Linked DNA regions of Homo sapiens: regions 1, 2 and 3 are each linked to region 4. The links are chromatin loops, found by intact Hi-C in ENCODE. Cell type or tissue: mammary epithelial cell. All regions are shown on one strand. Links, peaks and the distances in the headings refer to the core of each region. The heading gives the core; the rest is flanking DNA.

Evidence for each region. Hi-C counts contacts between places; a loop is a spot of excess contacts. Peaks named below come from ENCODE experiments on the same cell type or tissue, not always from the same donor. Only the 100,000 strongest peaks of a DNase experiment are listed, where the experiment ranks them.
Region 1: a loop joins it to region 4, with 10 times the contacts of the local background. A loop is called at or near these places in 4 of 110 quality-filtered maps.
Region 2: it touches region 4 in a loop (7-fold over the local background); 3 of 110 quality-filtered maps call a loop at or near these places.
Region 3: a loop joins it to region 4, with 11 times the contacts of the local background. A loop is called at or near these places in 3 of 110 quality-filtered maps.

The regions. Positions count from the first base shown.
Region 1 is chr5:3,307,697-3,315,404 of GRCh38, forward strand. No RefSeq gene overlaps it. Among named protein-coding and RNA genes, the nearest start is that of LINC01377, 130 kb to the left of the region's middle. RefSeq lists an enhancer at 3,071-4,270. In mammary epithelial cell, for the core only: no CTCF peak of the experiment used is centred there; DNase peaks (open chromatin) are centred at 3,425 and 4,005; H3K27ac peaks cover 2,952 bases.
Region 2 is chr5:2,801,555-2,809,262 of GRCh38, forward strand. No RefSeq gene overlaps it. Among named protein-coding and RNA genes, the nearest start is that of IRX2-DT, 54 kb to the left of the region's middle. In mammary epithelial cell, for the core only: a CTCF peak has its summit at 3,749; no DNase peak of the experiment used is centred there.
Region 3 is chr5:2,845,286-2,852,993 of GRCh38, forward strand. No RefSeq gene overlaps it. Among named protein-coding and RNA genes, the nearest start is that of IRX2-DT, 97 kb to the left of the region's middle. RefSeq lists an enhancer at 4,825-6,024. In mammary epithelial cell, for the core only: a CTCF peak has its summit at 3,541 (motif pointing left); no DNase peak of the experiment used is centred there.
Region 4 is chr5:2,748,645-2,756,352 of GRCh38, forward strand. It overlaps IRX2 (iroquois homeobox 2), which reads right to left and starts at 3,033. Exons shown (of 4, transcript NM_033267.5): 1 at 2,521-3,033; 2 at 738-1,143; 3 at 1-408. The coding sequence starts at 2,769. IRX2-DT (IRX2 divergent transcript) reads left to right here and starts at 3,249. Exons shown (of 4, transcript NR_122126.2): 1 at 3,249-3,820; 2 at 4,036-4,110; 3 at 4,641-4,711; 4 at 6,385-7,708. RefSeq lists enhancers at 1-117, 118-1,062, 3,148-4,072. In mammary epithelial cell, for the core only: a CTCF peak has its summit at 4,144; DNase peaks (open chromatin) are centred at 3,127, 3,757, 3,957 and 4,587; H3K4me3 peaks cover 2,653 bases; H3K27ac peaks cover 3,013 bases.

The DNA of each region.
Region 1 (7,708 bases), core at 1,800-5,799, 560 kb after region 4:
GTGTCCTCTGTGTCTGTGTCCTGACCTCCTCTTCTGAATCTGCTCCAGGCCTCTGTTCCAGCTCCTGGTAGTCGCTGGCAACTCTTGCTGTTGCTGGGCTGGTGGAAGCATCACCCCAGTCTCTGCCTTCACTGTCATGGGGCGTTCTCCCTGTTTGTATGTCTGTCTCCAAATATGTCCTTTGTATAAGGACAGCAGCCATAGTGGATTAGAACCCACCCCACATGGCCTCAGATAACTGTAATATCCTCTTTAAAGGATCCACCTCCAAATCCACTCACATTCTGAGGTATTGAGGGTTAGGACGTCAGCATATAGATTTTGTGGGGAATATACAATTTAGCCCAGAACATATGACCAAGATGAAGACATTTTGCATTTATAATTAAGGTCACAAATCAGGTGAGCTTTGAATCAATTAAAAGGAAAATTACCTTTGGTGGGCCTGACCTAATCAGGTGAGAACCCTAGAAGAGGGTCTGGGCTCTTCTGCAAAGAGAATGACACTTCTCTGCAGGCCTTGAATAAGCACACAGCCATGCTGTGAGCTGCGTGTGGAAGAGGTGGCTTCTAGAGCTGAGGGCTTTAGTGTCGCAGACACAGGAGGCTGAGTTCCATCAACACCATCCGCGGCTGGGGAGCCTCTTCCTAGCTGAGTTTCCTGGTGGAAATGCAGCTCGGCAGGCACCTTGACTGCAGCCTAGACAAACCTCGGGCAGAAGACCCAGCTAAGGCCTGCCCAGACTGACTCACCAGAGCTGTCAGATCCTAAATGAGTGCTGCACAGCTGGCGGTAATTACTTCTGCAGAAACAGAAAACTACCTGGATGGGGAATGTTCTAGGTCCTCAGTCCAGGGAGAGTTTCTTCTCCCGTCCTTTATGATTGCAGAAATGATCAAAACCTTCACATAATGCAAGCTTTCTGTGTTTGCTTGCATTTACTTATCTAATTTCTAGAAAAAGGAAGGCCTTGATTCTAGGAGAGAAAAGCAGAAGAGAAAATGCAATCCCTAAATGCCCTTGGGTAAACGAAGAATTCCTGGATCCATCAGTTTTTTTGGGGAAGCATTTGTCCTGAGCTTTTGGGGTGGTGGGTGTGGGCAGCTTTGCCTCTGCAGGCCGGGCTGAGCCCGCGGACTCCCTGGAGCCTCCCCTTTCCCCTTTGTCTCTCAAGGGAACTCATTGTTTACTTTTTGCATCGAGGCCCGGGGGTGCATGCGTGTTCTGGTGCTTCTCATCCCATGCTGGTTCACTACTCGATGCTCTGAGGAGTGTGGTGGGTTCGTAGGATTTTATGTAGAAAAAAAGTGATTTTCACCACTCGGATGTGGGCTTTCCTTAAGCTCTCTTTTCTCTCAACCTTACTTTCACAGACTGTCTCAAATTCTCCTCCCATTTGTCAGTCTCTAAACATGATGGCCTGTGTCTGCCCTGCCCACTCCACAGGCTTGAACTATTGAAGCCTGGGAGAGGCTGTAACAGAGACTTGAGTTGTATGTTGCAGTGCCAAGATCTTGGCTCACTGCAGCCTCCACCTCCTGGGTTCAACCGATTCTCCTGCCTCAGCCTCCTGAGTAGCTGGGATTACAGGCGCACGCCACCACACCCAGCTAAGTTTTGTAGTTTTAGTAGAGACGGGGTTTCGCCATGTTGGCCAGGATGGTCTTGATCTCTTGACCTCATGATCCGCGGCCTCCCAAAGCGCTGGGATTACAGGCGTGAGCCACCACACCTGGCCTGAATCTTCTTAAATGCGTCACAGGCCTTGGCTCGAGAACCAACCCTCCTTCTCACCAGATGCTGAACCTCCATCAGCCACTTATGGCTCCGAGCCTCAGCTTCCTCTCTGGTAAAGGGGAGGTTGTACCATTCCTGTCTACAGAGGGATGCACCTGGAATGGGCTGCACACTCTTGATACGCAGGTTGTCGTCATCCTAGACCCAAGGAGGCTTTCTTGTGACTGAACAGAAGAGGGTGGCACCGGCAGCCTGGTGGTTAGCGGTCCTCGTGGCCGCTCCAAAGCCACCCAGTGCAATGAGCTGCCACACCTGCAAAGCTCCATTCAGCTGGGCGTGACTTTTAAATTCCGGGAACTACAAAAGGTGATTCATCTTTCATTTGCATAGAAAGCATCCCTTGAGACATCTCTTATTTTTCTGATGTACAGTGACTTATCTTTATAGAAAATGACGATTTTTACATGGGCACTATCAATCAAGAGGGTCGTCTTGATCCACATTGTTGAAATGGGGCTCATGTTGGGAGAGGCAGGGCCTCCAGATCTCTCTCTGGCCCTGTCCCTTGCCATCCAGCTGAGCCTAAAAAAGGTCTGGCCCATCTCTTACTCAGAACCAGTGGCCTCCTCATACACAGAACCAGTGGGTTGGGAAGGATGATCACATTTACTCCTAAACATACAACTCAAGTATCTGTTATGGCCTTTCCTAAGCTTCAATGGCTCAAGCCTGTAGAGTGGGCAGGACAGACACAGGCCATCATGTTTAGAGTGAACAGAACAGAATGATTTTCTAAATATCATTAAGTCATCATACCAGGCATCATTAGCTCTTATTTGGTCTCTGATTCACTTAAAGACTGACATCAGGTCGAAAGGCCTTTTTGAAAGAAAGTCATTGGGAAATTCTGCTGAAGTGAGCTCAATGTTCTTTTTGGGATTTCAACTATGGAGGCTGCAATCTCTCTGTCCTTAGGTCCTTTAATGCAATCTACCTGCCCCCAAAGACACCCACCCTGCTGGGCCAGCTGACTCTAAACAGGTCCAATCTTTGTAAATGGGGGTAGCAAACTGATTACCAAATCTAAGAAAAATGTTATCCTATTAAGACAACAGGCTGGTGCCTTATTTGCCTGGAACGTTGAGTTAAAATAATAAGAGACACTCATTAAAAGGACAAAATGTGGAATTGTCTACTCCACAAACTCAGCAATGCAAAGTATGCCAAAGCGTGAGTGTCTGCCTGGCTCTTTTGAAATCTGAGCTGGAGTCTTTATTAAATCGCCTGCGGATCGCTGCCTGGCATCACCGTACACGTGTGAGAACACCTCCAGCGCCTGTGCTCACCAGACAGGAATGCTAGGATCACTCGGGGCGATTGTGCATCTCCTAATCCCCACAAAATAAAACAAGGGGATAACTAATCATAACTGGTAGCAATTTGGTGGGTACAGTTCTTCATTTATCATCTTTATGTACATATCAATAACAGTCAACGCCCTTTGGCAAACTTTCTGAGGATACGTTGCCATCAACAACAATAAATCATGTGTGAGCATATGTAGCAATTATCACTGGAAATAAAGGAGTTCAGTCCTAGTGAGGGGGAGAACCCGACACAGATCTTAATTCACAGATCTTAACACACCCGGCCGGGTCGCCGGAGGCCCTTGTGGCTGGGGTGACTCTGCCACTGCGTATGTGGTGGATGGTTAGACAACCAGGCGGGGTGAGCCCTGCGTGCCTGCGTGGAGACAATGGGCCCCGCGAGCGTGTGTGCTGCCAGCTGCTCTGGAACAATGGGGCCCTTTATGTCGCTCGTGCACCTCAGCACGGATTTAGTAATGTTTTGATTTATCAAGGACAAGCGTCAGCAGGCAGGAGAGAGGCTGTTTATACCTAAGAGCTGCTTTTCCGTGAGGTCTGTAGTGAAGGTAATGTGGGCTTGCGGTGGACTGTCCGAGGAGAACCCCTGGGCGCACTTGCATGGAGGCTTTGGCCTTTGCAGCGGGGTTCTGGTGCCTTTGTGGCAGCAATGGAGGGTCCTTTAACAGGGGATGATGACACAATCCCCCACTCAGCACTGGGCTGGGCAATGAGACCATATGTTCTCACCGCCTTTCCCCTCTGAGAGGGTTTCCATGCAGAGCCCTGCCTCGGAGTCTGATTTCCAGGCGACTTCCTGTGCCAGGAGTCAGTTGGAAAGAGTGAGGTCACCTTGAGCAAAAGCAATGCTGGGAATATTTGCCGGACATGAAAAGAACTCAGGTATTTCCCTTACCAACCTCTACCGTCAGGAAGAATGTCAAGAGTTGGAGGTTCTCACTGCTCAGCTGCCCCCACGCCTTCACTCTTTCTCTCTTGCCCCGTTCTCCCCTGACACATTCTGACTCCATACACACAGAGCTTAAAATCTACTTAGTAACAGTTGCTAGGAAATAGCAATTTACCATCTCTCATGGCACACCTCTCTAGCAGTGGAGGACTCGATCTTAAGAAAGTCCTCCTTGTCTCTGACTCCCATGCCCACCCTTTCTCCATCTCACTTTCAGCTTCCGGGGTTCAGAGCTAAACAGGGCTGCATGGGTACAAATGGCCAGGCCCATCCTGTGATACAGGGACAAAATTCCACCTGGGTGAGAACAATTATTTCCCCCTTAAGCAGATCTGCAAACTCTAAGATATATTTTTATTTTCCTTAAAAAACCTCTAAATAATTAAGTGGGTTGGAGGACACATCACACCCAGCCCAGCCCAGCCCCTGACCTTCCTGTTCTTTCTGTGTGAACCCAGGTGGGTGCTGGAAGCCCATGATCTGCATGTCCCTTCTCTGTAAGAATGAGGTGGTTCATACCCCAGGTAGTTTCCTGGATGGGTAGAAAAGCCACGGGGTAAAGCGTGAGGCCATGGCTTGAAGTCTCACTTACTGCCAGCACCAGCCTCCAGACTTAGAGGCGTCAGCCTCTGAGCATCTCCTCAGAAGTTCACTGCCCCCAGAGGATCTCCCCCAGCACATTCCCACAGTTCCCACATTGAGTTAATCCCTGAGAACCATCTAACCACGTGCCCACCATGTGTTGACAGTCAAGCTATGCTCCATCGCTAGATTTCATTACCATTTTTATCCCTAGCCCTCTTGACCACTCATTCTTGGAATGTTGATGGGAACAAGTGAGCTGCTTTTATTCGTGTCTCCAAATGGGCTGGATTACAACAGCCAATTGACTGTTGACCCTGTGTTTTCTAACTACAGTGACAGCCTCAGAGGGCAGAGTGCAGTGTGAACATAGAGAAAGGAACCTGGTGAAGCTCCTGCAGTTAAACTGCTTATAAAGCTGTCTTCTGGGCACCCAAGGTTTGGGCTGCCATCTTGAACAGGAGCTACCAGCACGCTGATGACTGGGTGTGGGATGACCAAGAAGATGGCATGCGGGAGATGTCATGGGCTTGGCAACTCACAAACCGAGTAGGTGGTCCTGGGGACTGGCATCCAACCTCAGTACCTTCACAGTGTGTTCCTGCTCAGCCGGAGCCTGTGCCTGTGGCCCAGGGCCCTGATTTTCCCAGCTGGAGCAGCTCTAGGGAAAGGCAGCCAGTTAGAGAAAGAGCAACTGCCGTGGGTGGGTTCTATTTCTGCCACGCATGGCCTGTACCCATTATCAGGAGAGTATCAATGGCACCACCTTCTCCTAGAGAGAAGCTGGCATGCACTTGTGTGGCATGCTTGCCACTTATTTCTCCAAGAGATTACAAGATCCAGGACGACAGAGATGGTTTTATCCATCTTAGGACACCTTCTACTGCCAGCAGCCACTCCCTGAGTAAGGGCTGTAGAAACACATAATGAGCTTGAGTGTGTGTTGCTTGAAGAAAAGTAGTGTCTTTTATTGTTCAAAATTAGTAAAATTTGATATCTTTCATTGACTTCCCTGTGCTTGCTTGCACACTTAAATATTGTGCATTGATCTTACATCAACCCTTATACATATTTTCCCCCATTAATCAGAAAATGGAGAGGAGTTGTGTCAGTTAACGTTTCTGCAGACAACTTCACAGCAAAGGCTGCATGCTTACACCTTATTGTCACCCCAGGATGACGTGTATCCATGGAGAATCTTTAGAGCACTTCCACCTGCATCATTGCACTGGCCTTTCTATGCGTGCTGTGAACTACACTAAGAGTCACCACGATTTCCAACCTACAGATAGGAAACTGGAGGTCCCAGGTCTACCATGGTGACCTGCTCAGCAGAGCTTGGGCCAAAAGTCAGGTCTTCATGTGGTACTTCCAAAGGAGAAATTACAAAAGGTGAGAATAGTTTAAAATGCTGACAGTGGTTATTTCTGAATATGAGGTTCCGGACTTTTTCCTTCTTTTGCTCATCATCTATGTTTTCAACTTTAGCCATAAGGAGCATTTGTTTGTCTTGCCTTGCTCTGCAGGGCATTCGGTTTGACAGGGCTGCTTCCATAGTGGAAGCTGTCTCTGAAGCATGTGTGATCACCTAGGAAGAAGCAATGTTGCACCCTAAGTGCTCATGGGGCAGGGCATCGAGAGGATCACATGGATAGCCGCCACCCACCCATGATGAGACCATTGCAAACGCAGGCCTGGGATGAGTCTCCAGATGCCCAGTGCTGGCTAGTCATGGTGTATACAGCTTAAATATAACCTACACACAGCATATATGTGGCCCACATATAGCCTGCATGTAGTCTACACACTGGCTACATACAGCCTATATATGGTCCACATAAAGCCTACATACAACCCACATGTAGTTCACATGATGGCTGCATACAGCCTACATACAACCCACATGCAGCCCACACAATGTCTCCATACAGCCTGCATACAACCCACATGCAGTCCACACCATGGCTCTATGTAGGGCTCCCTGCTGCACTGCTCCTCTCCTTGCCTCCCTCATCCTCCTTGCAGCCCTCCCTGGCTCTCCTTGGGCCACAGGAATGCCTCTCACTCACTTGTCATTTGCTTCACCAGGACCTCCTCAAGGTCTTCAAGTGAGATCCTGTCCTCCAGGGGTTGGACAAGGTCTCATCTTCCTGGAACCTCTGTCTTGGGCAGCAACAGAGCCTCCCCAGGTGTGCACATGAGCAGGGGCACTGGGACTCGGCAGCGCTGTGGGGCACAGTGAGAATTTGGGGTGGAGCGGCCTCTCCGAGGAGACATCTAAGTTGAGATCTGAAGAATTAGAAGTTAGCCATTCAAGGATCTGGAGAGAGCATTTTGGAGAGGGAGGAGCCTGGAGGAAGTCTTGGGTTGGGGAAGGTCAGTCCTTGGAGCTGGAGTCAAACTTGGAGGAGACACAGCAGATGTGGCTTCAGGGGACACGGTGAGTGCTTAGACATCATCCTGCACCTGACAGCAAGCAGAAGAGGCATTTTTTCTTTAATTAATACACTATTTTTTTAAGAGAAGTTTAAGGTTTACAGAATAATTGAGTGGAAAATACAGAAAGTGTCTATACATACCCTTACCCCCACATAAACAACACACATGCACACACACACACACACACACACAGAGTTTTCTCTACTGTATTAAAATTTATTCTAATTACTGTAGAATTAATGTATTAGAATTTTCCAGAGAAACAGAACCAGATGACTGATAGGTCAATAGACCAATCAATAGACATTGTGAGAACAGGGTCACCCCATGGTGGAGGCCACGAAGCCTCAGGAATGCAGACTGCAAGCTCAGGTTCAGCCTTCGTATTGTACATTCTGTGGGTTTTGACAAATATCAAACAGCACAGATCCACCATTACAGGATCACATAGAGTGTTTTCACAGCCCTAAAATCCTCTGTGCTCTGCCCATTCATCCCTCCGTTCCCCCAGTCCCTGGCAACCAATGATCATTTTCTCTTTTGCCTTTTTCAGAATGTCATGTAGTTGGTATCATACAGTGTGCAGCCTACTGAGACTGTCTTCTTTCACTTAGT
Region 2 (7,708 bases), core at 1,269-5,268, 52 kb after region 4:
TAATATGTTGATCAATTTTATAGGGGAGTGGTGAATATTTAATTAATCACCTTTTGACAATTATTCACACTGTTCGGAATCAAGGTCTTCATTAAAGCCGAAGAATAGCTTCATTACAAATGACCCATAAAAGTGTCAAGTGCTGGCTGCGAGGACAAGTAATTTCCTTTCCCTTTAAAACCATTAGATGGAATGATGAGGGCGGAGAGGGTGACGGAGTGCATATTCGTGTGATTACAAAGAGAAGCTCAAACAGTAAATTTGACAGCTACGTTGGAGGGGAAGAGGATAAGAGTTATAAAGTGACAGCTGTATTCCTTCAAAGTGCTTTTAATTTTATAAGAGGACAAGAATGGCAGCATTCTGGTTTTCACTGGATATTTCTCTTTGCCTCATCGTATGTGTTTAGGATTTAGTCGTGCCAGGATTTTGGCACTGGTGGATGTAAATAGAGGGATAATGCTGACGTTTTTCACAGTACCTCTCTAGATGGCTCTCAGCAGACGGAAAATGCATCCACTGCCCCCTTGATTGATGGCTGGGAAGCTGGCCCTCCTGGAACTGCGTCTGGACAGCAGAGAGGGACCCATATGTCAACAGAATCTGTACATGCGTTTCCAGGCTTGGCTTCGAGGACTCAGAAAAGATTCATCATCGAGGCTCCTGTTCAGCCTGAGAACAATCTCAAAAGTTGATAACTGCTTACCTTTCACTGAATCCATTTCTTAACTTTTCAATATTGGCCAAGAACTCTGACGCTGATCAACTTTCAGATGTCAAGATAGGTCTCTGGGTTTCAGAAATTCTTGCAGATTTTTTTACTGAGTGAAAAATATTTTCCTTCCCAAATGACTCAGTGATGAAAAATCATTTATGAGAATGTCAAGATTCCATGGCCTTGAAGAAAATGATACAAAAGAGACTCGTTTGGATGACTCCCCTCCTCCCCACCGGGCTGACAGTAGGCACATTTGCTGTGAGGACCAAAACAGCTTCAAGGGGTCCTGTTAGGCATTGTAGCTGCAAGGTTGAATTCTCTGTGTTGTGAAAAGTGTTTTAGATCCTTGTCATTGTAAGTGGCCTCCTTAGCTTAAGTCTGGCAAAATGCGAAGGACTAGGACTGATTTGAAAACAAACATGCCTGAAGATACTTATGTTTTCAAAAGTTCAGGGCATCTTGACCACCACTAAGGTGTGTTCCTTAAACCTCCTCTTTATTTCTTTGAACCTCGTTTATTTGAAGATCCTACACCCATGGGCAACCTGGCTGTAGTGCACACACCTACACACACAAGTTCAAGTGGCCACTTTTAAGACTAATGGCTATTGACTCTCGGGAATTCTGTGATGTTATCTCGCCTGTAAAGACTTCGTGGTATGCCGTTTACATTGTATCTGGTGATTGTATAATCATTATTGATTTTCCCTGTGTGTAGTACCTATGTCAAACAACCTCATATATTTAAAAGGTGATTATTCCAGTTATATATCTACTATTAGATAAGATCAAAGGTAGTTAAATGTGCGGTAGATGGGGCAAAGATGGCATAATGTACTTGTGCCTCTACCTTTGCTATTATACAACTCAACAACAATTGACAGCATTTAATAATTAACTTTCTAAAACATGTTGAGATTTTGGGCCTGCGGAAGAACGGACCTTGGCAGATGGAGGGAAAGCGTCGAGACCCACAGCTCAAGGCCTCATGGCTCCAGGAATGCAGGCAGCAGGATGAATGGCTTTTCAAAGGCCCTGGGAAATCATTCTGGGTGCTTAATTTGTGCCTTGTTTTTGTACAAATACTTTTGAAGAAACGAGAAACAAACTTAGACCGATGCGTAATTTCCCCCAGGATGTAATCACGGTTAATCCTAAGAGCAGGATTCCCTGGGAGCCACACCTCAGGGGAGGAAACGGGCCTTTTCAACTCCATCTCCGGGGCAGTGTGGTTATTTTATTAATGATCAAATGGTATTCTGTACATGCTGGGGGAGGAGAACCTCTGCTCCAGCACATTTATTTGAAGGCACACCAAGCTGGTTTTGTTGTTGTTTTTTGTTGCTGCAGAATTTTCTTAACAACATTTTCATTTTCCAAAATACATTTTGAGTTACAGATTTTGGAATTCATTATAACACAAACACATAAATATTTATTATTTTGAAAGCTATTAAGACTACATGTAAGACAATCCAATGGGAGTTTGTGGCAACTGGGAAAGAGAGCTCCACAAAAACCAAATTCTACTATGAGGCTTCACACACATGCAGCCCATGGAGACTTGTTGGAAAGTCTTGGTTGCCATTGTCTCCCTGTGCCCAGCTTGTGCCGTCATGGTCATCCCTCCTTTCCTCCCTGGTTCTCCTCCTCTGAGAGGCTGGGAGGGCTGGGCTGACTGCAGAGTGGGCTTGGTGGGCCGGATTGGGGGCTTGCCTGCTGGGTGGTGGCCTGAGTGGAGGATAGATGGTTTGTGGCTTCACTGGCTTCATTAGAAGTATTATGCAGAGTATCTCCTAGGGCCACATAATTTTTTTTCTTTTACATAATGTTAATTAGGAGTTATCCTTTTAGTTAAGGCAGCTAATGGAACACCACTACAACAACAATAACAAAAACCAGAACAATGCAAGTTTATTTCAGGAAACAGCAAATTCAACTTTTTTTTTTTTAAATGTGATCTCACTTGTCACCCCGGCTGGAGTGCACTGGTGCAATCATAGCTCATTGCAGCCTCAAATTCTTGGGCTCAAGCTTCTTGAGTAGCTGGGACTACAGGCCTGAGCCACCATGCCTGGCTGATTATTTTTATTTTTTGGTAGAGACAGGGTCTCATTATGTTGCCTAGGCTGGTCTCGAACATCTGGCCTCAAGTGATCCTTCCACCTTGGCCTCCCAAAGTGCTGGGATTGTAGGAGTGAGCCACTGCACATCTCACAAATTTAATTTTAATGTCAGATTTATCAGCTTGACTGATTTGTTTTAAGGCAACAGTTCACATTTTCAGATGAAAAGTGCTTTGTGAGAAATGTACCAAGATATCTTCTTTTAAGTTTTCTAAAATGTTCCTTCGATTTAGTTTTTTTTTTTTTTTTGAGACGGACTCTTGCTCTGTTGCCAAGGCTGGAGTGCAGTGGCGTGGTCTCAGCTCACTGCAACCTCCGCTTCCTAGGTTCAAGCAATTCTCCTTCCTCAGCCTCCCGAGTAGCTGGGACTACAGGCTTCCACCACTTTGCCCGGCTAATTTTTTGTATTTTTAGTAGAGATGGGGTTTCACCATATTGGCCAGGCTGGTCTTGAACTCCTGACCTTGTGATCCACCCTCCTCGGCCTCCCAAAGTGCTGGGATTACAGGCATGAGCCACCGTGCCCAGCCTGGATTTAGTTGTACATAAAATTGAACAAGACCTGATGAAGAAGAGGAAATCAACAGTGATATTTCCCCGTGTCTTGTGGAATCCATTGTGTTGAAGGCAGCCCAGGGAGCTTGCACTGAGCTTTTCCTGCATTTAGTGAATATTCTTCCCTGCTACAGGCTGAATGTCTGTGTACCCCCAAAATCCACATGTAGAAACCCTCACTCCCAAGGTGACAGTATGAGGAGGTGGGGCTTTTGGGAGGTGATTAGGTCAGGGGGGTGGAGCCCTTATGAATGGGATTCAGGGTTCACGGCCTTATCCAAGCAACCCCAAGGAGCTCCCTCATCTCTTCCACCATGTGAAGGCACAGAGAGAGGGCGCCCTCTGTGGACCAGGAAACCACAGGGAAGCTGCAGGTGCCTTGACCTTGGATTTCCAGGGTCCAGAACTGTGGGAAATACATTTTTGCTATTTATAAACCCCCTAGTCTATGATATTTTGTTAGAATAGCACAAACAGACGAAGACACTCTCCTATAGCTCCAACAAATACCTCCCGCAAAAACCCGCTGTGGTTTGACTGGAAGGGTCACATCTGACACGTTTTTTTGAATTTTCCATGATCTCCTCAAAGACCACACTCTACCTTTGACGTGAAAACTGAGCTTCACCAAATCATTACCCACTTTTTACCTTGACAGTAGTGGAATAAAATATGATTTGGGTCATATTCTTGTCAAATTCAAAACCATTCTCAGAAGAGTTGATTACATTTTTAATTAATTTGGTGATTTTAACTGATTTCATGTTTAGTTTTGGAGTCAAATTCATAACTTTTACCCCTTAAACTAATCTTATATAATGTTCAATGGCTTAATATATTGCTTGTCAATGAGATGTCATTTTCTTTTAGTTGAGGTCAAGGTTGCCATATTGTAAAAAAATCTTCTAAGTTTTAGGAAAATATAAACTTTTCTCTGGGGCAATCTGATCGTGAAATATAAAATTTGCTGTGCTATGCGACATGGCAGCAGCTTCTTGCCCACAGAAAGACAGAAAGCCCAGTGGTCTTGTTAATGACAGTGGATGTGGTCCTGGAGTTCACGTTCTGCTCCCTACGCTGGAGGAACCCTCTGTGGGAGTAACAGGAGGCCCTCAGCCCAGCGCCCACTAAGTATCTGCCACATAGGGTGCCACTGAGAGTCAAGGCAGGAGGTGGATACAACTCTTAGCTATCAGAGAGTAGACTCCACCAATCACTGGGATGTGATTTGTGCACCGTCAGTGGGATGCCAGGGTTGGGAAGCACAGGCCCCATAGGGGGCTGGAGGTCTTCCTGGGGTTCGCTGGGCTGCTGGCACTGGGGCCTTCTCTGGAAGAGTCAGTGGCTGGTCTTGCAGCTTCAGCTTGTCCTGACCAGCTCCTCGCAGAGGCCTGTGCAGCAGTAACGCCATCAGAGGCGACTTGCATGTTGCCCCAGGCCGGGTTTGTCCCAGACCTGCCGGATGAGGAAGCATTTCCAGGAGAACCTGCTTGGGCAGGGGAAGGACCGAAAACCAGAGGGGCCGACAGGGCAAAGCACCCCAGCAGACCTTACGGAGGGAACCAGGTCAGTGCCCCCGGGAGCTCAAGTGCGCCCAGACTTATCTGCATGGTGAGTAATGGGGGTTGAGGCAGTCAGGACATTCACATCCCCACTGCTCAACAGCTGCTTCCCCAGAGCATGTTGTCAATTCCCAGGCACTGTCAGCTCAAGCACAGCTGGCTCTGGAGGCCCACAGGCAGCCTCTGAGAGTGACACAGGGGTTGGCTGCTGGGCGTGAAGAGAAGCCTGGGGCTGGAGCAGTACGTTGGTGATGAGGTGTGGAGGACCATGGGTGAGCAGCAGACGGTCCTCCTCACCTGATGGAGGGGAGAGATGCATTTCTCAGTAGCTTGGCTGATTGAATTCTCATTCTGATAGCAAACATACACCCTATCTATATTTCCAAAATGCTCATGGCATTAGCCATTCAAACATTTTTGGTGATGTCAAACCAAATAACAAACACAGAAGAATTTTCTAGTGCTGATGAGTTTGATGAGGAATGAGCATTGCACTGTGGAATACAGGAGCCATGGTAAGCGATGGGTGAACTCATGGAGGCAGAGGAAGACACAGGTTTTTATTTTATTTATTTATTTATTTACTTATTTATTATACTTTAAGTTCTAGGGTACATGTGCAGAACGTGCAGATTTGTTACATAGGTATACACGTGCCCTGGTGGTTTGCTGCACCCAATCAATCCATCACCTACATTAGGTATTTTTCCTAATGTTATCCCTCCCCTATCCCTCCACCCCCTGAAAGGCCCCAGTGTGTGATGTTCCCCTCCCTGCGTCCATGTGTTCTCACTGTTCAGCTCCCACTTATGAGTGAGAACATGCGGTGTTTGGTTTTCTGATCTTGTGATAGTTTGCTGAGAATAATGGATTCCAGCTTCATCCATGTCCCTGCGAAGGACATGAACTCATCCTTTTTTATGGCTGCATAGTATTCCGTGGTGTATATATGCCACCTTTTCTTAATCCAGTCTATCATTGATGGGCATTTGGGTTGGTTCCAAGTCTTTGCTGTTGTGAATAGTGCCACAATAAACATACGTGTGAATGTGTCTCTATCATAGAATGATTTATAATCCTTTGGGTATATGCCCAGTAATGGGATTGCTGGGTCAAGTGGTGTTTCCAGTTCTAGATCCTTGAGGAATTGCCACACTGTCTTCCCCAATGGTTGAACTAATTTACACTCCCACCAACAGTGTAAAAGTGTTCCTATTTTTCCACAACCTCTCCAGCATCTGTTGTTTCCTGACTTTTTAATTATCACCATTCTAAATGGCATGAGATAGTATCTCATTTTTGTTTTGATTTGCATATCTCTAATGACCAGTGATGATGAGCATTTTTTCATATGTCTGTTGGCTGCATCAGTATCTTCTTTTGAGAAGAGACACGAGTTTTTAAAGCGAAACTGACAAGGTCCATACAAGTTGTTTTGAAAGTTATCCTTGGCTACAAGGATTGATAACAAGAGTGGTGTCAGTCTGAGGCTGGATGGGCAGTGGGTGGGCAGACGTCCTCCCAGAAGAATTGACTGTGTGAGGTTGCAATGGCTTTTGTGCAGGGCTATGGTTTTTTGCAGTCTTTTGCCGTGGTTATTATTAGGCAGTCTTATGTGAGAACTGCCCCCTTCATGGCCTTCCCCAGATCCATCATGTCAGGGTTTGACACAAGTGCCTCCATTTTTATTCTGACAGCTTTCACAGATACCATTTTCAACGTGTAGATTTTTATCCACAGTGCGATTTTACTGACAGCAGCTCCGAGAGCAGTGGAGTTGTGTGGACGGCCAGCTCCAGACAATGTGCCCAGATCGGGACACATTTAGACAGCAGATGGAACCAAGTTAAGGAGATAGGGAGATAGATTAGGGCAGGATACCTTGCTAGGAAGAGGAGCTGGGCACAGTGATAGTCAGGAGCAGGTGACCACATGAAGACCAGGCAGAGACTCAGGGGTGCATCCAGGAGCGAGGGAACCACCCCAGGGACTGCCAGAAGCACCAGGGCTGGAAGAAGCAAGAACCGATGCTTCCCAGCAGATGTCAGAAGGAAAATTCCCTACCGGGAATGCCTGGCTAACACCTTGACCACGGACTTCTGGTTTCTGGAACTGAGAGAGTAAGTTTCTGTTTTAGGGCACTCAGTATGTAGGGCTTTGTTTTGGGAGCCTCAGGAAACTGGTACAAACCCAGTTAATAAATGATAGTCATGCATGCGTGGACAGAAAGAACATGTGCTTTCAATCTGTGAACTCTTCCCGGAGATCCCGCATTGTCTTGGAAGGAAGCGGGATCCATCTACATTCCTGGACTGGAAGCAAAAGGAAGGAGGGAGAGTTGTAGGGCTGACTTCTGGGGACTCCGTGTGGTAGGGAGCATCCTTCTCACTCTTCTCAGACCAGAGCCTGCGGTATGAGGGCGTGACGGTGCTAGCTGCCACCACGTATTCTGTTACCAGAATGCCGCCTTTGCGGGAGGAAAGCCATTTTGGTTGGCGGCAGACATGCACCTGCAATTCTATTAGCGTGTGCTCCTTGGTTGGCTGTCTTTCCATGATGTGTGGGGCTGGTGCCTGTGGAACAGACTCTGACTGGTTCCCCAAAGGGGCTGGGCTTTCCTTGTGTTCCAAAGTCCAATTGATGGTTCCAGTTTGTGATACTTAAAGCTGCTTAGAGGAACCAGCTGCTGTTCTTTTACATCAGTTCGACCTCCAGTCATGGAGCTTATCTGGAGCCAAATAGTCTGT
Region 3 (7,708 bases), core at 1,548-5,547, 96 kb after region 4:
TATAATGACAAAACCTTAAAAATGCTAAGAAACAATGTAATAAAAGTATACAGGAAGTTGAAGAATAAAATTACATAACAAGAAAGAAGCCTAGTAAAGAGAAAAATGCAAGATTCTTGGGCAAAATTTAGTATTATAACCAACCCTCCATGAGTTAACTTACAAACAGTATATGATTCCAATCAGAATGCTAGGGTTTATCTAAAAGGCTGCATGAATATTACATTCCACATATTTTAAAAGAAGACTAAGAGATTATCAACTTCCAGATATTACATCACAAAGTAAGGCTACAATCACTGTAGAGAACTGAAGAGAAGAGACAAAACTAGAGACAAAAACATCCAGAAATTCCAGAAGCAGTCTAAATTCTGAAGAAGCGGTTAATAGCTGATGTGTGAAGCATTTCAAATGATCCAGAAAAGGATCAAGTGTTAAATAAACAGTACTGAGAAAAAAATAAAATAAGATCCCCACTGCTCACCTTAGCTAAAGCAAGTTCCCATGGGGTTGGCATGAAATGTAAAAAGGGAAATTGGGAGAGCGTCCACATAAAGGTGCGGTGGGTGTCATCTTCCTAAGAATAACATCAGAGATAGAAACCACAAAAGACTAATAGAGCAGATTAAAGAAAACCAACAGAAAATGGTCCTCCAGTATTTGTAGCGGTCAATAAGAAATACTGGAGAGAGAGAGAAAGGGGGATGGGGATGGATTAGGAGGCATTGGCTCATATGATTATGGAGGCTGCGGAGTCCCATGACCTGCCTCTGCAAGCTGGAGGCCCTGGGAAGCTGGGGGTGTAATTCAGTTCAAATCCAAAGGCCTGTGAGCAAGGGGGACCATGGTGTGAGTCCCAGTTCAAGGGCCAGAGCAGATGAGATGAGATGAGCTGTCTCTGCTGAGAAGTAAGACAGAAAAAAGGGGCCAAATCCCTCTTCCTCTGCCTTTTGCTCCACTCAGGCCCTCAATGGATAGGATGAGGCCACCCACATTGGGAGGGCACCTGCTTCACTGAGTCTAAGGACTCCAAGGCTGATCTCATCTGAAAACACCCTCCCAGACACACCTGGAAATAATATTTATTCTGAGCACTCTGTGGTCAGTCAAGGTGACACGTTAAAATTAAAGGTCACAGCATTGAATCAAAAGCACCATAATCAAATGAAAAGGCAAAGAGAAAAACTGGGGACAACTTGCAGAGCTGTCCTAGGCTGGCCAGGGGCTTCTACTGTGCATGTGGAATAATGAGAAACTAAACAATAATGGGAAAATCAGAATAAAACATAGAAATGACATTAATAGCTTTCTGTAGAAGATAAATGCGTAAACATTAAAACTATTTGGCTTCATTGGAAATAAAAAGTTCCTAAAAATTTAGATTAAAAAGCTTGAGATTATTTTTTTTTTAATTTTTGAGATTAAAAATTTTATAATTGACTAAGATTAAAAAAACACTAATGCTCACTGCTGGTGATGCTGTAGGGGAGGAGAGAGAGGCAGAACCTGCCGGGATGACCTTGTGTCAACAGCATCTTTCTGGAAGACATCTTTCTGTGTGTGTATCATACATAAAACCACACTTTGTTATATGTATATAATATATGTATATAAGTATAAAAATTGTGTTAGGGCTGGGTGCAGTGGCTCACTCCTGCAATCCCAGCACTTTGGGAGGCCGAGGCGGGTGGATCATGAGGTCAGGAGTTTGAGACCAGCCTGATCAACATGGTGAAACCCCGTCTCTACTAAAAATACAAAATTTAGGCGAGCGTGGTGGCACACGTCTGTAATCCCAGCTACTCAGGAGGCTGAGGGAGGAGAATCACTTGAACCAGGGAGGCGGAACTTGTAGTGAGCCGAGACTGCGCTACTGCACTCCAGCCTGGGCAACAGAGTGAGACCTTGTCTCAAAACAAAACAAAACAAAACATATATATATATATATATATATATATATATATATATATATATATATATATATATACATGCACACACAAAGAATAAATGAATGTAATGTTTTTATAGTAAGAATTGTAGGTTAGTTTAAAAATATTTTCTGAGTGCTTTTTGCATTGAGCATACTTTGATAATATAAGAAATATGAAATATTTTTTGAAAGTAGGATGCTTTAGTTGTTGAAAGTGTAATTAAAGAAGTAGAGTAGTAAATAAATTAGAGTAATATATAAATAATTGAGCTTTTTAAAAAATAATCCTTATATTTCTGAAAAGGGAAAATACTGATCCAATTACGGATACTAAATACAAGAATCAATCTTAGTACATCAGGCTCAGGGAATATGAGAAAGACACAGGTGAAGCTGAGTTTATGTTTTCTCATCTGCCGGTCCATGGCAGGACATGAAGAGTTGGGTAATTTATGGTTTGGAACGCATGCTCACTTTTGCAGGACTTTGGAAAGCCAAGTCTAATTACACCCAAATCATAGTTACTCCTGGAGGCGTTGCCTGTGTACGAATCCAACACCAACCGGATGTTCCTCAGGAGACCGTTTCATAGACCATGGGCTGCTGCACTGCAGTGTGGACGGGCATGAAATAACTTGCACTCCCATCATTTATGTGGGGGTTTGAATGCAAACAGCGAGTATGCATCTTATTAAGAAATGCGTGTCACCCAGCTCCATAGCCTCGCTGGAAATTCCAGCTACCCGAAGCAGGAATGAGGATGCCAACATTAATACACACACACAAAGACATTTTTCAGCTCAGGGACAAGACTTTCATAGCCAACTTTCTGCTGAGCGACCCAGTGAAATGAATTCACGATTATTTTGAATGAGCATAGTTTTAAAAACCTTACTAAAATATTCTCTGATTTTACAACATTTGATAAAGTCAGGGAGCTTTTTGATGTGTTTTCTTTCAAAGTGAATGGATGCTGTTTTGGCAACTTTGATATTTCATTTGAAAGGAGCATAATAAACTGTTTTCTTTGTATTGATTGAAGAAATATAGTGCTTATTTTTTTGCTTGGTTTTCTAGTAGTTATTCGATAGGTTAAAGGGCAATGCCATCTGTTTCCTAACAGGACATTTTGTGTAAGATTTGCAAGTCCTACAGGCACCTTTAAGCATGGATAAATATGCACTCTTGGTTTCAGATGGGTAGTTTTTTACTACCAAGGGATGATTATGTTGTGTGCCTTGAGACATTGGCTATAATATATTTCCTGTCCCTTTATTGCATTTTGGAATCATAAACAATGACTGTTTGGCTCAAAGCCATTTATTCAGCCCAAAAAGACATTATTTGCACAACAAAAATCAATAAAAATGTTACCAGGTCTGGCTGGATACTTTGCTTAACTGTGATATTTGTCTATCACTGATGGCATGCCATCTCTCGCAGGAGACTGGGGCCAAAACACAGCTATTGATCCAGTCAGCGGTGATGGATACTGGCATTTGGAAAGGGCTGCTGTAGAGAATCTCGATTAAAAAAATATTTCTAGGTTTTGCCTGCAGCAGAGTCAAGATAACCCGAGTGAGGAGATTTTCTCTGTTCTGTTGGGTTTCTCCCTCTTGTGGTGGAGAAGTGCTCCGGACCAAAGTCATTATTGAAAGAATTAAGTCAATCTGTGTTTCGCCAAAGGCTTTGGCATCGCATCAAGCTTAGCTGATTTAGACACGACCCCCCGTCATTTTCGTCACCTTAAAGCATCAGGAAGGCATTTTATATACACCAAGGGTAGGGAAGAGCTGCGAGGATGATCTTGCTTGCCTTTTTCCTCTTTTTACATTATCTGTTTATGTCTAGAAAAAACAGGGCAAACTGCTTCCCCCAAACAATTAACTCTGTGGCAGAGCACTTCCAAAATGTACAATTTAGTCAAGACTGAAGGCATTAACGCAAATGGAACCAATGTGATAGGCAAGACATACCAAATAGGTTAAAGACAATTTACTGCACTGAGCTTGAGGAAAAAAAATGATGTATTATCCTCTGGTCCCATAAATTTAAAATATAAAACTGTTTTTCATGTTTCACTTGATATCTCCCCACTTCCAGCATGAATCTGAGTCTCAGAGCCACAGTGGAAGGTGGCAGAAGGTTGAAAATACTTTTACTTTATTTTACTTCATTTCATTTTATTTATTCATGTACTTATGCCAGACCTTTTCCAAAAACAATTCATGGGAAAGGTGAGCTATTTGAATAGAGGTCCAGCATTCACGGGACGACAAGGTACACTCTCTGAGCTGTAACCCAGTGGTGGCGGGCTGGATTTCCAAACTCCATGACGTTCCTCAGGTTCACAGCAACATTTAGCAGCCAGACTCTGTGCAGTGTGTGTGTGCTTTGGGGTGGGGAAGGGGGCACTCCCAACAGCAGCTCTTCACTGGATCCCAAATTTCATCCTAAAAGTAGTTCATTTAGTTCTCCAACTGGCCCGAGGGGCTGCTCTTTCTTTACGTGGGTCAGACATGGCTGTGCAAGTCCAGCACAGGGAAGTCACTCTGCCCTATTTTTGTTTTACTGATTGTCTTGGATATTGTCCTTTCATTTTTAAACTAGAGACTGATCATAAAGTCTGTCCATGTCACTATGATTAAGTATTATTTTTAATCTCTAGAATACTCTGCTTGGGGTGGAAATAATTAGAAGTAGCAATGAAAAAAATCAACTGTTGTTGCTATTGTTGACTATTTTCAGGTGAGAAATTGGGTCTGGAGGATTAGATTTCATCGTGAACAATGTAGAGGCGCCTCAGCTATTTCTTTCTGTGAATTGTTTTGCAGCTGAGATCCTGTCTACTAGAGGTATGTTTTGCACTAATGATAAATGAATTTTTTTAGTGTTTCACTTTGTGTATGATTTTTCTAAGCTTGTATTATGGTCCCATTTGTAAGTAGACAAAAAGTGCCATATCACGATAACTGAAAGCTTCGTTTATAGAGATTAAATGTCTAATAAACACTTAGAGCATTGTAATTACATTTCTGATTGCAAATACACATATAGTATATATACACCTGATATACATAAAACTATATAAAGTATATGCATACATCCACATACTGTATACATTTGTATGTGTGTGGCCATTTCCTGGGCTAGGTAATAGTTAATGCACTTACTACACCATATTCTTTAAAAGTATATTTTCTATGACGCTAGATTTTTTCATTCTGAAGTACTCACATGAACGGACCTCTTGAAGCTGCCGCTTCAGATGATTGCTTAGCTACTGCTTGTATCCCCTTTAGAAAAACTGTCTTCTAACGGTCTTCCTGGAACGAGGAATGTGTGACGCCTCTCACTGCTCCTGAGAGCACCAACTCCCAGTCGCCATTCACGTTAACTTTCCTAAACCTGCATGTTCACCAATAATTAAAACTTACTTCCCTTTTATCCTGCAGCACAGAAAAATCAAGCAAGCTCTCTGAGCCTACAGCGGATGCCCTTTGAACACTGAGAGACACACACAAACCCGTGGCACGTTCCTCATGCAACAGCTCCCTCCAATTTCAGAAGAGTCGATGCTAGGAAGCACCTTGTAAGTGTCAGTGAATGAGCAGCTCTGCCCTCAGTAGATTTTTGTCTTATCCTGTCCTGCTGGTTTTCCTAAAAATTTACATCGGCTTCAAATAATATCTATTTTGCAAGTTGAAGAATAGAACGGTGGATGTTTTTCTTTGATTACCGTCACTTCATTTACAGTGATTCCATTTTTAAAATTCATTCCAAACTAGATTTGTCTTACTGCTGTTAGTTCTCTTTAGTAGCTGGTTTTATATAAATGGCTTCAGTGTGAGATCTTGAATTTTCAATCTTGATAAAGTGGGTAATAGTCTCTTCCTTGTAGAGTGTGATTGTGAGCTGCAATATTGGACGGAAAAGTGTTTGTGCTTGGGAGAAACTCCAAGAACAATACATTGTTGATGTTGTTTTTAATCAACTGAAAAATGGCCTAATTAGAGGACTTTAACAAAGATTTGTTGAAAGATTGTTGAGGGGAAGGTGCATTTAGTTTAAGTTTAATACTACATCTAGTTACATTAATTGGAGTTAAATTGTCTTTTCAATAAGTAATCCAGCAGAGTGTGAGTGGTGAATTATCTTCATTTGAACAATAAAAGGCCACCAGCCTGGAGTTGTTTTTGAAGAAGCATAGGCCAAGGATAATGTCTGTTTCACAAGTAAATCCAAGTCGGCCATGGAGATGACGTCTTGGTTTTCTCACAATGCCATCCGTCGGTGCCCTGCGGCAGTACCATTCTAGGTTGTTATTAGGAGCAAGCAGTATGTAATGGTATCCAAACCATATGTGTTGGCTGGGGAGTCCGGTGGGGGATGAAAAATTTACTTAGCATGTAATTCATTAGCAAACCTAGGACTGTGCAGAAATATTGTATTCAGATGATGCTTGTGAGATCTAAATAGAAACTGTAACACACGGTAGAGATTGAGTAAATACTTTTCTACTCCCAGATCGATTCTATTGATTGTCATTAAAGCGGCAAGCTCAAAACAATGAAGTGGTTTCTAATTTCTAGGCTCCAGGTGGAACCTGCCCTGTTTCTTCCTCTTTCCAGTTAAGAGCATCATTAAATGTATGAGCAAACAGCACATTGAGAGGCCAAGTGTTTTATTAATTCATCATCAGAATTATCTCAGTGCATTAATATTAATAGCTTCAAATTGGATTTCATTGAAGAGGTGAAATAAATATGCAGATAGTAAAAGCCTGCACAGCCAAGAGCTTTCCTTCCAATGGGACGTTCACCTCCGGCTTTGCCTCAGGAGGGTTGCGGGCCCTGCTTTTCTCCCTGGGCTGGAGCTGCCTAGAGGGAGACCTGGCACACAGAAATGTTCATTTCAGAGCAGGGAGCATGCCTGGCCCGGCCCACCCAGCCTCTGCCTCTCTGTAGGAATGAAGTCTGTGAGCTCTCTCTAACATTCTGTGTATGAAAGAGGCAGATACAACACAAGGAGAGTCATTTCTGTAGTCATGTTTCATTTCAAAATGGAGACGGGAAGAAGAGAAATTGAGTCATCTTGAGTTATACAAGGGCAAGAGATTCCAGGAGGAGCGTGAAAATGATTTGCTTTTTTGTTCAGAAAAGTCTTTGATATAATTGAAGATAAGTAGAACTTCCTTGGTGTATTTTTTTAAAAACCCTGTCTGCAATTTTCTACCTAGCCACATTTGCTTGCTAGGGCTGCCATAACAAAACACACTGTGGTATAACACAGTGGGAGTTTGTGCTCCCACAGCTCTGGATGCAAGGAGTCTGAAACCAAAGCACTGGCAGGACCAGGCTCCCTCTGGAACTCTGGGTGGCCTCGCCTTGCTCTTTCTGCCTCTGCTCATGGCCAACAACCCTTGGCCTTCCTTGGTTTGCAGCTACATTTCCCCAGCCTCAGCCTGGGTGTCAGTCAGGTGGCTGTCTCCCTGTGTGTCTCTTTATAAGAATAGCTGAAGGCACTAATGACATTACCTTAACTTCATTGCACCTGCAAGCACCCTCAGTCCAAATAAGGTCAGTCACAAGTGTCTGAGGTTAGGATTTTAACATGTTATTTTAATCCTAATTCAACTGGTAACACCAAGATAATTTTGAAAATGGAAAAAAATGTGTTTGTAAACCAGCGTACCTAAAGTCTTCAGAGACTGCCAGTAACACCTGAGGAAAGCCCCGGCGATGCGGAGCAGGGGAGGATGAGGGCTGCGAAAGGCGG
Region 4 (7,708 bases), core at 1,979-5,978:
GCAGCCCCGGTGGCCCGCAGCCCGGGCCCAGGCTCGGCTGCTTGAGGTCCGACGTGGCGATCTCGGCCAGCGACCACAGCTTGGGCTTGCTGGCGGGGGGCGGCGCGCCCGGAGACGTCCGGCTGCCCTGGGGCGTCTTGCGGCCACCGCGGGGCGCGGCCTCGGGCGGGGGGCTCAGCAGCGGCGCCTCCAAGCCGGTAAGCGGCGACGAGGTCACGGGCTTGGGCGGCGCCAGGCCCCGCTCGCCCTCCTCGTCGTCGTCCTCGTCGTCCTCCAGGTCGTCATACTTGTCCTTGCACTCCGAGCCCGATTCGCACAGGGGGTCCCCGGCGCGGCACGGAAGCTTCTCCCCGTCCGACTCGGCCGAGCACGAGTGATCCGTGAGCGAGTCCACGTGCAGGCTGATCCCTGTGGGGGCGCGGGCACGGTGGGTGGCACGAGGGGACAGCGCAGGCACCTGGAGCCCCCTCCGCCCCCTGTCCTGCGGCACTGGGCCCTCCCCACGGGACCCCTCACCTCGCCCCCACCCGGCCACGTGACAGGCGGAGCCTGACCTCCCCGGGAAGGGCCCGAGGAATCGCTCGCTCAAATCCCGGCGACCCCAGGGCAATGTGGTGCGGCTGGGGCTCCGGCCCGGACCTGGGGTGTCCGGCGGGCAACGTCCTCCCCGCCTTAGCTCTGCGCCCCGCCTGGGAAGAAAGCGCCCCGAGACCTTGCGCCGGCCGCTGCCCGCTCACCTTCGTCCTCTGCCGAGGTCTCCGTGCCCTCCTGCGCCTTGTCGGGACTCTCGTCCTTGCTTCTGGTAGCGTCGCCCTCGTCCTCGTCCTCATCTTCGCTTTTGTTTCTCGGGGCCCAGGTCATCTTGTTCTCCTTCTTGAGGCGCCGGCGCGCGTTGGCGAACCAGGTGGAGACCTGGGTGAGGGTCATCTTGGTGATGATGGCTAGCATGATCTTCTCGCCCTTGGTGGGGTAGGGGTTCTTGCGGTGCTCGTTGAGCCAGGCCTTGAGAGTGGCCGTGGCGTCCCGCGTGGCGTTCTTGCGGTACGCGGGGTCGTTGAGCTGGTACGGGTAGGCCGCGCTGCCGTACGGGTGGTAGCTGATGGCGCCGGTCATGCCGGTGGTGTGCGCGTCGTAGGGTGCGCCCTGGAACCAACAAGAGCCTGTGAGTGGAGTATGCGGAGACCCCGCGGGCAACCAGCCAGAGGATGCCACCCCTCCGCCCGCCCACGGCCACCGTTCCCCCCGTGAGTCTGGCTCTGGGGCTGCGCTTCCCGCCGCAAAAGAGCAGGAAAAACGCAGTGTGATTCGGGACCAGCTGTTGATCACAAAAAGTACCGGAGTTTTATTCTCGAATTTCTGAACTATTTCACTTTCCTAAAATGACCCATCTTCCCCTAAGTGTTCCGGAGCCGCTCGTGGCAATGTACACAAACCCTTGCACGTGCGCGCACACAGGCCCACAGGTAGCTCTTTGATATCTAAATTTCTGCAGATGCTTGGAGTGCGGCTGCCTCCCCCTACTCCCTCTTCCCCTCCCTTATATGGTTAAAAAAACACCCCAGAGCCCCCAATTCACTATTCACTGCTCTAAAGCTGGGCAAATCCAATTTGCAACTCAGAAGCCAGTCACCGTTTCGAATTCTTCAAATACGCCGTAATTAGCATTTTAATTCATCCTTTAACGTTTAAATTCGAGGCATTTGCAGCCTTCGCCAAGGCCCCAGCGACTCGGTCGCTGCCCAGAAATTCCGCCGAGGGCCGGCAGTCGCGACAACCCCGTAATGGCCTCAATCGCCCGTAACGTGCTTCGCCGCGGCCCGGGCCTGGCCCAGCTCAGTAACCTCGAGACTCGCGAGCCGCCCCCAGGTCGCCGGAGCAGGAGCTGCGCTCGGGCCACGGAGGACTCAGGCGGCCCTTAGCGGGTCACGCGCCCGCAAGCACGATATTTGAAAGCATGGTCCGCTGGACAGAGTAAGGCCGAAACCTGGGCGCCTCGGGCCGGACTCCGGAGCCGCAGCTGAATGCTCGGCTCCTGGGCCTAACTCGGTGACCCCCACCGCCCTGAGCCCCGCGAGTGAATGCGAACCGCCCGGCCGTCGGCTCAGAGGCCGCAGTGACGCGGACCCTCGCGCCCCACGCCAATGCAGGCGAGCACACAGCCCGCTCCGAACGCCTCCCCAGGCTGCGGTGCGGAAACCAGGGACAAACGGCGCCAGACCCCGGCCCCGGCGGAGACGCACTTCCCAGGCTCTCAGAGAAAATCAGCCGGCGAGCCGAGGGGACGCGCGGGGGGCGCGCGGGTCCCGGCCGGGCTCAGGGACGTCCCCGCCTGCCGCGCTGCCCTCCCCACCCGGGGCCCGGCTCAGCCTGCGGGGCGGCCAACCGAGCCGGCGACTCCTGAGTCGCCAGCCGCGCCACATTCCCGGCGGCCCCCGCCCGCCGAACCCGAGCCCCGCTCCGCCTGAGCCCCGTCTGGGTCCCGGCGCCCAGGAGTCCCGCGTCCCGCCCGCGCCCGGTTACCATGTAGGACGGGAAGCCGGCGGCGGCGGCGGCGGCGTCGGCCGAGTACTGCAGCGGGCTCCCGAAGCCGGTGGCCGCCTGCGCCGTGAAGGCCGCCGAGCCCGGGTAGGGGCTGAACGCCGAGCCCGACGCCGAGCGCGCCAGCTCCTCGCTGCGCGGAGCCGCCAAAGCCGACGCGCCGTAGGCCGGGCACGAGTAGAGCGCCAGCGAGCCGGGCGCCTGGTACAGGTAGCCCTGCGGGTAGGACATGGTGGGCGCGGGGCGCGGGGCCCGCGTCACGCCGAGCAGCGGGCAGGGCGCGCGGCGCCCTCCATCCACGCCCGGCCGGGGCGCGGCGCGGCGGCGGGCACCCGGACGGCCGGCGGAGGCAGGCCGGCCCGGGTACTAGCCTGGGCGGCCCGCGGGCCGGGGCGGCGGCGGGGTGGCGGTGGCGGCGGCAGCAGCGCGGAGCCGGTGGGCGCAGCCGCGCGCCAGGCCGGCGGTCGGGGTTTGGGGGAGTCTGGAGTCGGGAGTGAGGAGTTGAGGAAGGAGCGCTCGAGTTTCCGAGGGACATTGGAACGCGCAGCTGTCCATCACGCGCTCATCTGCATATTCGGGGGCCCGCCCCTCCCCTGCTCCGCCCGCTGCAGCCTCCGGGCCGCGGCCGGGGGAGGGGCAGAGAGACGGGAGGGAGGCGGGGGAGGGCGGAGGCGACGGAGGCGGGCGGCGGGAGGGACCGGCAGGCTTTTGTGGCGCAGCCGCCTCTCTAGCAGCTCCGGCCCCAGCCCGCGGCTCGCGGACCTGCAGCCCAGCCCGGCCGCGCTGCGTGCCCCGGCGCGCACCCCTCCCACTCCCATCCACTCGGAGCCACGTCCCCTGCCCGGCTCCGGCCGGCTCCCACCGTCCCCGGCCACCGTCTTCGCCCCTGCCCGGCCCCCGCCCCTTCCAGCCACTACCCCGCCCCCACCCCCTTCTCCACCCTCACGGACTAGGCAGAGGCCGCCCGCGGTCAGGCCAGGCCGGGTCCAATTAGGGGACTCACAGCCTGCCCCGCTGTGCACCCCGAGGAGGCCCGGCCCCTGTGTCCAATCCGGAAGTCGCAGGGAAGTGGGGAGGTCAGGATGGTGGCGCCCGCGGCTCGGGTCTTCCTCCGGGCAGTGCGCGCGGCTCTCACTTCCACGGTCCCGGACCTGCTCTGCCTCCTGGCCCGAGGCTCCCCGCGTGGCCTCGCGTCTGGTCGCCTACCCCTCGCGGTCCACTCCGCCCAGCATGGACCTGGATCCGGGGCGCCTTGGTTGCGAATTGCCAGGAGGGCCCTGAGGTGAGCTTTCTGCCCCCAAATCCGCAGCGCAACCCCCGGGGCCCTGAACGTTACGACTTTCCACTGTTGGGAATGACGCCAGGGCTTCAGCTAAGAAGACGCCGTCCCCTAAAGAGTTTTATTTTATTTTGTTTTTCTAAGTTGACTCCTCTTTCAGATTTGTGTTGTCAAAACACTGGGGGGATGATTGTTACCTGACAAACCGCCTCTGGCAGGACCTGAAGCCTCCCAGTCACGTCGAGAACGGGCAGGAGCTCAGGTTGGCGCCGCCGGTGCAGTGGGCATTACAGGTAGCTCAGGTGACGCGCGGCTGGAGTAGGGGGGCGGTTGCCTTGCGGGGCTCAGAAGCGAGGCGGTTGGCGAGGGTTCCTAGGACCCCAGCTTCCTAGAACCCTCTCCCCATCACGCTTCTCCAACCCTTTTCCACTCGGGGATGGCCGAAGAGGGCGTCTGGCTGCCCACTCCGAAGGGTCACCTATGGGGGGCGCTCAGGGGGATGGAAGAGTGTCAGGTCTGTGCTGGCCTATTGGGAGCACCCACCCAGCAGGTGCCTCTATCCTCGGAAGCCGTCTCGGGTGGGTGCGGTGGAGAAGAGAGAGCGCAGTGGCCTGGGGCGGGCCTCAGCTCAGGCCTGCAGCCGACTCCTGCACCCCTGCTGGCCCTGCAGCCTGCGGAGCAGCCTTAGTGATCTCAGGACGCAGGGCATGTTGCGGCCTCCCTGTGGTGCGGCTGCAGCGGCGCGGAGGGAGCGGAGCCCGGGTTGCCAGTCTGGTCCAGGGCGCAAGAGAAACACTCACGGCATCAGGCTGTCTTTCCCCAGGTGCAAGGGAACCAGTTGCAAACTGCAGTGCTGTGCTTGAGGATGGCTCCTCCTGAGCCGGCAGGCTCCCGGTAGGCGCGGTCCAGGCACGTTACCCCTCCCGCCAGGAGCTCCCGAGCCGAGCCACTCGCCCCCTACCAGTTATCCCACCCACCCCTTCGCCCACACTGCTCCCCCACCACTCTTCCTACAAACCACACCCCCATCCTGCACACATCCTCTTCAGGCCATCTCAACACACGCACACGCACACACACCCACGACCACCTCTCCCTCCACCCACAGACACCCCGTTCCCACAGGCTGGGCCCCCTGCAACGACCCAGCGGGGGGTTTCAACCTTGTTGCGACTCCACATGGGACATCCTAATTCAGTCCAGGACAGATATTTTTAATCAATTACTATAGAGCTGAAAAACAGAGAGAGAGAGAAAGCAGCCGGGTTGGGCAAGCCGTCGACAGTCTGCGACATTTTTGCGCTTCCTGGGAGGGAATTCCTCCAAGAAGAGGGGTAAATGAGAGGCCCACACGCTGGATGGCAAACACAAACACTGTCAGATCAGATGGCAACCTTTAGGGTTCCTTTACGATCAGATCAGTTTAAATGAAAAAAAAATCGGGTGTAATTTTTATCACCAGGGAGCACTGGCCTGGAGTATTTCCATTTCTAAAGAGCGGTTCCCGCTGTGGTTTCATTAGCATTTGGGGCTCATCCTCCCTCCCCCTCCCTTGACCCACCCCCCTCCCCCCGCCGGACCTCTGCCAGGGGCAGAAGAGAAAACAGCCAGTTATTATACAAACATCCTCAGTTTGGAGCTGGAGTGTCTGCTCTGGATACAGTCGATTCTGACATCAATTAAATATATAACCAGACACGTGCAGTGGCGGGGAGGGTCCCCTCACCCAGGGTGCATCTCCAGAAACGCCGCCTGCCCTTCCCCCTCTTTAGCTCAGTGTTGGGAGTTTGAAGATGGCCTCTTCCCGTCCTGTGTGTATTTTCCCCTTAGCAATTATACTCCTCCACTGAAATCTATATGTTCCATACCGCTGCTGCCTGTTACTAATAAAAACCGTCTACCTTGCACTATTAAACAGTCGACTCTTACTACATGCCGTTTTTATTGGTAGTGACTGTAGCAAATTAAAATGCCTACGCAGGGACATTAAAAACTTAACACTCGTCATTGTTATTGAAATATATAAACTACGTTTTGCTTTAAAGCTCTCTGATATTAAAGAAAAAAATCACATTCCTTCTTCTTAAGTTAAAGTTGGCTTGGTCTTCTTCTTAAAAAAAAAAAAAATCAATCATGAGAAAACATGCTGCCAGCGTGGAGTCTTGGCGCGGCGGTCCCGGCGAGGCTGCCTGAGAGGGTGGCGGGCTCAGCCCAGACTCCGTCTCGGGGCCACGAGGGCTGCAAGGCCGCGGCTCCCGAAGAGGAGGGCCTGGGATGTTTTGCTCAAGGGCGAGGCGGGGTGCTCAGGCCTGTGGGGTCGCTGGGGAGAGCCCGGCACTTGGCTTCTGAGGCTTTTCAGTTGCCGTCCGAGCAGGAGGGAGGGAATGAGCAGGCACGCAGGGAAAACCCAGTAACTGCTTTGCAAACGCGACCCCTGGTCACAATAACCCAGGCGATGGGGGCAGTTTCAGGTTCCTGGTGGGCCCTGCCCCCTTTCCTAGGTGTGCCCTAGGAGGTGGGGAAAAAATTAACACTGTTTCTATTTTTCTTTATTGTCCCTGCAACAGCCAAAGAATTTAGAACGAGTCTACGTGGACACGCAAGTTTCAGCGAGCGGGGATTTCCTGCGAGGCCGAGCGCGAGGAACAGCCGGCCCCGGAGGCTCGGGCTCGGGGTCTCCCCGGGGACGCGGCCGACTGAGAAGGCCGGGGCGCTCGCCGGGCGCGGCGCCGTCCTCCGTGTCGCGGGGACGGAAGGAGGCGACGCAGGCCAGGAGTCGTGCGCGCGGGCGGCGAGGGGGCGCTGTGGCCCGTGTCTGCCGGCCCGAGTCCCGGCAACGGTGGGCGCGACCCACCTCCTCCCCCGGCGGCTTAATTCGGGGAAGAAGAAAAAACGGCATCGAGGCATTTCAATAAAACCTAAGCGACTCCTGATCCTTTCTCATTGTGGTTCCTTATGAGCTTTCGGTGTCTGGCGGGGAAACAGTTACCGTTCGGGGGTGTGGCAAACTTTTTTGGCAATTAAGATGAAACAGACGCTTTTATGTGGGTTTCCTTTAATGAAGTAACATTGGAAATGTAAGTAGTTTCAGTGCATCAAATCACATCGCTACCGTATTCGCGGTCACCGGCCCTCCCGTTCCAGGGCTCCCCGCGTTTGTCGAGGGAGAGAGCGAGGCAGGAACAGGGGGCCGGGGACATGAGAAGTTTGGCTAAGAAATTTTTCTTTTCTTTGAAAACAAAAGCGTTGTTATAAATGGAACAAAATTTAAGTCAACATGGAACCCACATCTCTTTCAAACGTCGTTTCTAGGTCTAGTACTCTGTGAGTAGGTTGGACTGGATTTCACGCTCAACCGGCATTTCTAGGCTCTCAAAGACGCTTCCGAGGCCTAAATGTTTTCCTGGAAAACACGTGCAGAGGAGCATCCGTGGAAGACTGAAAGGTCCCCGCAGCTCCAGTCCTGGCAGGATGTGCAAGGCCTCTCGAGGTTTTCAAATGGGCCCCCGAGGCCTGGGAGATCCCCGAGTAGCCACGCGGGCGCCACTTCAGGGACGCGGGGCGGCGGCTACTGTGGGCCGGGAGGGCCCCCGCACGGGCTGCTCTGAGCGCCTGGACCCGGGACCCTGCGCGCGCTCTTTTCTTTTTCTTTCGTTTCTTTCTTTCTTATTTATAATTTACATTCTAGGGACCTCGTATTCAGCTAACCAGCTCTTGCTTACTTAACTGCCCTGTTTTCAGCTCCGGATTTCTGGGAGGTCTCCCCATGGCTAACTTGTCCCTCCCGGCATCCTTTAGCGCTCTGCAAAATTTGCCTTCCTCCCACAGATGCCCCGCCTCCGACGTGCTTCCTGAAGTTTCTCTCCCGCTCAGGGTGCCCACAATCCTGAA